Regions from separate parts of the Homo sapiens genome. Here region 2 is linked to region 1. The links are chromatin loops, found by intact Hi-C in ENCODE. Cell type or tissue: gastrocnemius medialis. All regions are shown on one strand. Each heading gives the region's core, and the rest is flanking DNA. Links, peaks and the distances in the headings are about the cores only.

Region 1 (4,389 bases), core at 176-4,175:
TGTGTCAGACGAGCTGGCCTGGAAGTCATCTTTAATGGCTGCTTTCAAATTTCCATTAAAAAATAAATAAATTATAACCAGAAGAGGGTAAAGACACTATTTGTACTCAAAGGTTTGAGGAAGCATGTTTAAGTTTTGATTCTGGGTGGGATCTGTGATTCACAATCACCCTTCTCCGCCAGGATGTAGAGAAACCCCATGGGTGAAATATTACAACGACTTGCCTGGGCTGTGCACACCTCCATGTTGTCTTACCCCGCTGCCGTTGTCACTACTGTCTTGAGGCTACAAATTAGCTTCCAGCTCCTAGTGGCAAATGGCATTTTCCGGCCCATATCTACAAACTGAATAGGAACAGAACTAGTTTTTCTCTAACTTTCCAAACAATTTCATCAGAACTAAGTTTGAAATAAAGAACATTTTGCTCCCACAGGAATATTTCCCAGTTTTTGAAAATTGCTGAATAATTCAAAGGCAGGGTTCCTAATACAATGAGCTATTGACCTTGAGCAGTCCTTACAGAATTCGTCGATCATTTAGTCTTAACGCGATCCATGATTACTTCCAGTTCTACAGATCACAGGAGACGAGACCTACCACTGATAATATGATACACCTTCTCCCTGCTAGACCAGGATTCCTTCCCAATAAGATTGAAATGCAAACCTCTGCCAGGTGACAGCCATAGACAGAGGTGTGCAGACCAAGGACAGACAGAGGAAATGATGTCACTGATGCCAAACAGCAAATTCCAGCCAGGGTTACCAGTAGCCTAGAGTAGGGCAACAAGGTGCAGTACTCTAAATCACTCCATCCCTTCTGCAGCTCCCCCATCCCCCGGCCCATGAGCTGGGCTGGGCACTGGAAGCCACTCTAGGGAAAGAAGCCAGATGGGAGTTCTCACACCCTGGAGACCAGCCCACCAGTCATCTTTGGGCTATAAGAAAGAAGGGAAAAAATAAACTTGTATTTTGTTTAAGCCATGTTATTTTGGGGTTTTTCAGAGGGTTTTGTTTTGTTTGCTTTAGACAGCTTAACCAATCTAAGCTAATACAAATTATTTCTAAAAATAAGATAAAAATCTAGAAGGCAGAGTGTTTTCATGTAGAGTATTGCACAGTGATCTCATGTAGAGTATTACAGAGAAAATTAGAAAAAGGCAGATTTAATAACCAGAGGCAAGTCACAGAAAAACCTGAGTAGTCACTGTGGGGAACTCCTGGCAAAAAGAGGAGGTTTTAGAACAGATCAAAGAGACCTTGGTCATTAGAGGGGCCTCTCTTGGGTACTACCACGGCTATCAGCAGAGGCAAAAGAAGGCCCAGGAAGTCCGGGATGAGGGAACAGGGAAAGACATCACCTAGTGAGGGTATCGGGTGCCCTTGAGGAGTTTAGACTGAGAATACAGTGGTAGGTGGTGAGGAGTGGCTGTATATGGAAACCAGCCAAGAGCCTCTGTGATGAGGGAGTAGAAGAGAAGACTCTATCTTGACCAAGGGAATTCTAAGGTGGACTAAACTGTAAACCTGTGAGACCAAGTTCTAACAAATTACTTTAGGCTGAGTACCTGTAATTTGCCTTTCTGCATATATTGATCTATATCTTGTAGTGGGATGTTTCCTTACACTATACTAATAAAATCAGGTTTTTACTCTAACCAGCCTGCTCAATTTGTCAGGTACAGAGGATTGGAAGAGAGATCCCAATGCACCCTACTTAGAGGAGAAATCACCTCTGTTCACTTTAGTGGAAGCAGAATTCTCCAGCTGAAGGACACTGGGTCTATTTATGGGTGCCCCAGGTCCATTTCAAAACACACGCCAATTAGCTTTTCTTTTTCCATGACCACAAACAACACCTGTGACCCCAGACAGTCATCTCACAAATGCATACAAGGTCAGTCAGGGTCCTTCAGGGAGAGTATGTGGATGATCCATCACCACTCATTACAAAAACCACCCCAAGCACATGCCGTGCTGCTAATGAGTCACTCGTGCTGTCCTTAGACACAAGGAGCCACGGAACACACAGGCAAACAGGCTGCATGAAAAGCAGGAGGCATTTGCTGCTTCTCAGAACTTTCCAAGTAGCCCCTGAACGCACTAAGCCTTTAACTGACAGGGAAGAGCGGATGGCAGGACATGATACTAACGGTGATACTAACGGTGTCCTGGACAAGAGGCAGTAAATAAGAAATCCTAGTTGTGACAGTGGAATGGGGTAAGGGCGACTGAGATTATGAGCTCCAGATTGCAAATTATGCCTTTAATCTTCACTAGACCAGTCTCTGGATAAAAGAGATAACATCTCATGGGGACCAAGAAAGCTACTGACTTAATGTCTTCGGGGATGTGTGACATTTCTGCTTTGGGGACGATTCCATGGAGCCATCATTTCCTGTCTCTCATCTCAGCACTGTGCCTTCCCTTGGGGAAATGAGGCCTAAGGAATGGCTCTGTTCTCCCAGACGTCTTCCCTGGTGCCTCTTCCTCTCTTCTCAACAGAGTCTAAGGGGCTGAAATTTACAATTCATCAACACCTGGAGGTCAAATGGGTTTAACTTTTCTTGAACTTGAGTGCGAGCATTCAAATTCCATCCTGAACAAGGCTTCTCGACTGCCGATTCAAGTTTCCAGGGGGACATTTTAAAGGAGAAGTAGATTTCAAGTAAATGATTGCAACTTATCGAAAATAATGTGCTACTTAGCATCTGCGGCAAACATCCTGGCAGGCAGCGAGAGGAAGCAGCACTGGAGCAGATGGGAGTGATTAGGCTCTGATTTTCAGACGGGCTTTTTTGTGGTGGTTGTTGCCTCCACTTGCTTTTACATGCTGGTAAAATCGGGAATTTGGGGAGAGCAGGGGGTCTCTGGACCATTCCTTCTTTCTGTGCACTGGAGATGGAGCCCCCCACTAAGAACTCTCACATCGGAGGCGCCCACCCCTGTGGGGAGATACAGTGGTCATCATGAACCATCATCATCAAAAAGCATTTAGCACCACAAGATGCTGGCTAAATGCATCAACGGGTGACAGAGAGATAGATGAGGAGCCGTCTTAATTTTCCTTTAAATATCTGCCTCCCTGAGGCTGGGCCTTATTTACTGTGGTTCTTACTGTATTTCTCTGAAGAGGTGTCTGGCTTTCCTGCTCACTGTGTAAAGCAACATCTCTCCAACCCATGTGATATCTGCTCTGGAAGTTCCCCTGTTTCACTGGCCAGACATTAGCATGGCCCTTCGTAGGCACCTTGTTGATGGCACTTCATTGAACCCCACTCTGGTTGTATGGGACAGCCCCTAGCAAGCCATCCGTATTTCCATGAGGACACTGGGGCCAGCATGCTAAGCACCCTGCAAATCCTTTGCAGAACAGACAGGAGGCTCCAACTCTCCCCACTTCAGCAGAGAACTTTGCAGGGGCTCATGCTTTCTGGGGTAACAGACATATGGTCATCTTAGAAGCCAAATTTGCTTTTCTCTTTCGGTGCTGCCTGCTTTCTAGCAGCACTCTGTTTGACTCTGCCAGACTGGTCATGTCCACTTATGTTCAGTGACAGCCTTACAGCTCAGTTAAAATAAAAATCTCTCAACCCGCACAAAGTGTGACTGGGCTGCACAATTTTGCCAACATTGCTACTCCAACAAGGACCCCAGTTGGTCTCTCGGTCAGTTGTTCATTCAACATAATATACTGAGGATCTACTCTTTGACAGAACCTATATTTCAGCTGGGGAAACTTGACCAGAAATAAGACAAGTGTGCAGAATCATGGGGGAAAGAGCTAATATACAAAGTGAAATTGCTAGAACAGGTATGTGGACAATGTGGTAGAGAAGAACTAAATACGCCATATTTTCTTTCATGGAAATTAAACCTTACAAATCCATTGTCAAAAATTACCTCCTTTGACTTGCAGTGAGCCGAGATAGCGCCACTGCACTCCAGCCTGGGGGACAGAGTGAGACTCCGTCTCAAAAAAAAAAAAAAAAAAATTATCTCCTTTGCTTTTATTCTCACATGAACGTTATGGGGTATTATTAACCCTTTTTTAGTCAGATGAGGAAACTGAGGTACTGGGAGTCAAAGTGGCCCAAGGGCACATACTTAGTTCTGCAGTTGACTTCACTCAGGGTGTTCTCCCTACCTCACAGCTGCCTCCAATTGTAGCAAGGTTGATAGCAAGCAAAGGCGGTGCCCTGAAGAAAGAATAGGGTTGAACCCCAAGTAGCAGCTGGCAGAGTTTCACGGGATGAAGGCCAATGTGGACTTTCATGCTGCCTTTTGCAGAATTTCATTTCTGTTTTCCTGAACTAGCCTAAACCAAGAAAAACTACTAACGACACACATGTAGTTTTCTCAGCTTCACACTCTTAACCTGTTCTTCTTT
Region 2 (4,389 bases), core at 255-4,254, 140 kb after region 1:
TTCCCATCTTCTTCTAGAATATATACCCTGAACTTTGCCCTTTCTTTTTATTAGGTGGAGCCTCCATTCTATCTTCCACCACGACACCACGTCAGCATTGCTCTCTTTCCTATACTAAATCTGGAGAGTAAATGGCATCACCCTGTCACGGGGGTAGGGAGAGCGTCTGCAACGCCCCATTTAACTGCTCTGTGCTCCTATCTTTGGGCTTCATTAGCATATTTCAGCAGTGCCTTGATGGATGAAGATGGATGGGGCAACATCATCCTTGGTGAAATCACTGTTTCATCAAGGTTAAACCAGCCTCAAGCTTCGCCACCTCCCTTTGTTTGGCTAGGTTTCTAATAACAAAATTAACGGCAGAATTAATGCCCAGGAGGCTCCCAGTGAAATATACTGATGCCCTCAGAATGAAGCTTTATCCTGGACCTCCCAGTTTATAATCCATCAATCAGTTGCTTCTATACTTTATCTTAAAATAAAACATCAACTCCATCACAGCAGACGCCAGCTTCTCTATCCTTTCATCTGAAACAACTGGGCTGGGTAAAAGAATAAAAGGTGGCTCGTTACCTTAGAATGATCACAGTGACACCAGTCCAAGCAGAGAGCAGAGACTGCTTATGTCCAGTCTCCAGAACTAGACTGTGAGCTCCTTGAAGGCAAATAGTTTTTGTTCTATTTCCTTCTAATATCTCATTTTCTATTTTCTGTGAGGCAAAGAGCACATGTTCACTAAGTCCTTGCTGATATTAAAGGAACTGTATTCACCATGATAAAAAACACCTAACCAAATAAATAAATTCATACTGAACACTTACCATCTACCACAGATTTCATGGGGCCAGGATACAGTACTATCCTAGGCCTCAGGACCTTAGGAACTACCCTGACAAGTTTCAACATGACTCCTGAAGGATATGGTCTCCTAATCAACCATTGAGACATAGTTGGATGCTTCTCCATATGAAAATGGAGAGATGCCTTGAATGTCCTGGTCTGAGACCAAAAGGAGAAATCATGTTGGTGAGAGTGGTCAAATATCTGGGGTCATACCTAGGTTCTATTTTTAGTTCCATTTCCTATTCATAATTGCATCCCCTTGGCAAGACACTTCTACTTGCTGGGACTCAGTCTCTACCAAATAGAGTAAGCCTGCACTTGGTTCTGTCCGTTCTGAAACGGGGTCACAACAAACTGCAGGTGTACCTTCTTAGAGCTGGTGATGGAAATGTGGAAATGCACAGAGTTCCCTGAAAAATAGGCACAATGGAAATAAACAGTACTAGAGATGGGGCTTATCCTATGAAAATAGAACACTGCTAACCTGGACATTCACATAATTCATTTTAACAAAATGAAGGAGAAAGAAAAAACAAAACACAACAAAAGAGCCACCAAAAAGCAGTGCATGTCATATAATTAATCAAGACAATTTACCTCACTGGACCTTAATTTTCCAGGGGTACTACTGAGGATCAAAAGCTTAAAATTTATCAAGTGTTCTAACTTCCTTAAAGGAAGGGTGTTAGCTGAATACCAAAAATCATCCTCAGCATGCAAAACCCAACCCAATTTGTGATATCTGTCATGGGAAGGATGCAAATCCAGATGTTCACACCATTTGGAGAGAGTGGATACAATAAAATCCTTTCTCACAGTATTCTCTGACTTAGAATAAAATCTGGAATTCTTAAAATTCAAAAGAAGAGTAAGTACTGGAAAAAAGACACGTTAGCCTTGAAGTTATCCCTCAGGCCTGCTACCCTTGTGTCTTCTTCATTAACTGCCTCTGTAGTGAATAGCTGAGGGAAGGCCACTGAGTCAGGCCAGACCTGAAGCTACACCATAAGCTGCCTTTGGTGGCAACCAAGGCCTCTGTCCCGAGTCACAGAGATGAAACCCCGTGGAACTAGGGCACGGGAAGATGAGTCATTTCAGCCTTAGCTAAGGGGGAGGGCAGCTGAGAAAGCATGTCCGAAGCAGGAAAATGGCCTGGTGGCTTTACTGGCCCAGACTAGGTCACTGGATGGCCTCCAGGTCCAAGCTAGTTTCCTAGGTACCATAGTGGGAACTGCTGGGCCCCTAATGACAAGAGAGATGGATGAATGGACCCCACTCCCATTTCTCTTCTTCTCTCCCCTTCTCTTCTCTCTCCTTCCTCCCTTCCCCCAATGGCCAAGGACAACACTAAAATCAGTATCACAAGTCTGCTGTGGCACATGGCCATGGAATGTGACCGTCAGAGGCAGCTCAGAGAGGACACAACTGGAAGAACAGGTGGTGTGGAATTTTAGAACCACTGCCTTAAGCATTCTGCTCAAAGTCCCAGAATGGTTGCTCTGATGGGAGCTTTTTGAGAGATGATCTCTCCCTGCAAAGAGAATAAGAAATGGGTGAGGATGATAGTATCCTGGAGAAGCTATAACTTTGACAGCTTTAAGGGTCTTAAGCAACCAAGTCCTCCTTTGACAGAGAGGTCAAGCTATTAACATCTGGTTTGCCCAGAATACTGTGCCTGTGTTTGCTTTAAGACACAAGGAACCGGCCGCTGCAGTGGCTCATGCCTGTAATCCTAGCACTTTGGGAGGCCAAGACAGGCGGATTGCCTGAGCTCAGGAGTTGGAGACCAGCCTGGGCAACATGGTGAAACCCCGTCTCTACTAAAATACAAAAAAATCAGCCAGGCATGGTGGTGGGCATCTGTAATCCCAGCTACTCAGGAGGCTGAGGCATGAGAATTGTTTGACCCTGGGAGGCAGAGGTTGCAGTGAGCTGAGATCGTGCCACTGCACTCCAGCCTGGGCAACAGAGCAAAATTTCGTCTAAAAAAAAAAAAAAAAACACAAAAAAAAAACACCAAAAAACGAGGAACCACAGAAAATAACTATAAACTGTCCTTTGTGCTAGTGTCATCACATCGTTTCCCAGTATGTGTGTTGCACCAGGAGCAATCTGCTGAGTGGAGCACTTATGCAGTAGTCCAGATAAGTAATTCCAAACCCCTGACCTACCTTGTTCTGAGAAATAGGTCAATGTTTTCATCATTCTAGCCGGGGAAACTGAGGAACAAGAGCTCTTAGCAGGACTTGGATGAAAGGCCAGTTTAGAACCCAAGGCCTTCCCCCATTTGGATCCCTTAGCTACTCTGTATACTAGCAGACATACAAATGTAAACAGAGCAAAAAAGATGCAAGGGCCCTCTTCCAACCCTACTGACCCACCTAGCACATCCAGACCTCCAGGAGCCAGGCTGCGATCTGTTTGGGGAACATTCACTGATGTCACAATTTTGAAGTCTAAAATTCAAGTCTTGTCAATACCTAGAACGCTCAGACTCCTTGGCGGCTTTCTACCTACTCCAGCCCCTCTGGCTTTGGCAGGGGCTTCGTCTATACCATCAGGCCATAGGATTTCTTTTTTTTTTTAATATAGAACACAGCTGGGTACAGTGCCTTATATCTGTAATCCCAACATTTTGAGAGGCAAGGTAGGAGGATCACTTGAGCCCAGGAATTTGAGACTAGCCTAGGCAACATAGTAAGACCTCATCTCTACAAAAAATAGAAAAAATTTGCTGGGCATGGTGGTGCATGCCTATAGTCCCAGCTAACAGGGAGGCTGAGGTGGGAGGATCGCTTAAGCCCAGGAAGTCAAGGCTGCAGAGAGCCATGGTCATGCCACTGCACTCCAGCCTGAGTGACAGAGCAAGACCCTGTTTTAATAAATAAATAAATAAGGAACACTTCACCACTTCGCATGTCATCCTTGCCTAGGGGCCACACCAATCTTCTCTGTATCATTGCAACTTTAGCATATGTGCTGCCAAAATGAGCACAGGCCATAGGATTTGGATCTTGGAATTAATGGTCTCCAGGGTTCCAAACAAATCATCCCACTGCTCTGTACTACTGTCTCATCATCCATAAGATGGGAGCAAACCATCCTAACTGATTCTGTATGGATTAAGAAATCACTAAAATCAATTAATACCATCCAGGCACCCAGCATCAAAAGGAGAGAGATCTCTCATCTTTTCTAATCTAAACAGAAGGAAATAAAGGCTCTTCATTTAGGAGGCTAAGAAGGAAGACAAAAACCAAGACACTGAAGTTTGGAATCAACAAGGTAGCTGCAGTGCTCACCTTCTTTTCCCAACTTCCTACTCTTTAATCATGGAGAGGAGGTGAACAGCAACAATTACTTTATACTTGCTGCATGCCAAAAAGAACTAGCGCCTCTTTTAACCTTTCAGCCCACTCTGTAAAACCGATATTGCTATCCCTTACAGACAAGAGCGGTAAGGTTCAGATGAACAAGAGCTTGCATAAAGCCACACTGCTGGTAGGTAGAAGAGATAAGGATTGAACTAAGGCCTTCTGATGCCAA

Evidence for each region. Peaks named below come from ENCODE experiments on the same cell type or tissue, not always from the same donor. Only the 100,000 strongest peaks of a DNase experiment are listed, where the experiment ranks them.
Region 2: it touches region 1 in a loop (5-fold over the local background); 20 of 110 quality-filtered maps call a loop at or near these places.

Annotation. Positions count from the first base shown.
Region 1 is chr1:164,778,648-164,783,036 of GRCh38, reverse strand. The region is part of intron 2 of PBX1 (PBX homeobox 1); the gene reads right to left. Among named protein-coding and RNA genes, the nearest start is that of PBX1-AS1, 6.2 kb to the right of the region's middle. In gastrocnemius medialis, for the core only: no CTCF peak of the experiment used is centred there; a DNase peak (open chromatin) is centred at 1,966; H3K27ac peaks cover 4,000 bases.
Region 2 is chr1:164,639,014-164,643,402 of GRCh38, reverse strand. All of the region lies in intron 2 of PBX1 (PBX homeobox 1), which reads right to left. It also overlaps the pseudogene RNU6-171P. Among named protein-coding and RNA genes, the nearest start is that of PBX1, 82 kb to the right of the region's middle. In gastrocnemius medialis, for the core only: no CTCF peak of the experiment used is centred there; DNase peaks (open chromatin) are centred at 1,902, 2,222 and 2,558; H3K27ac peaks cover 4,000 bases.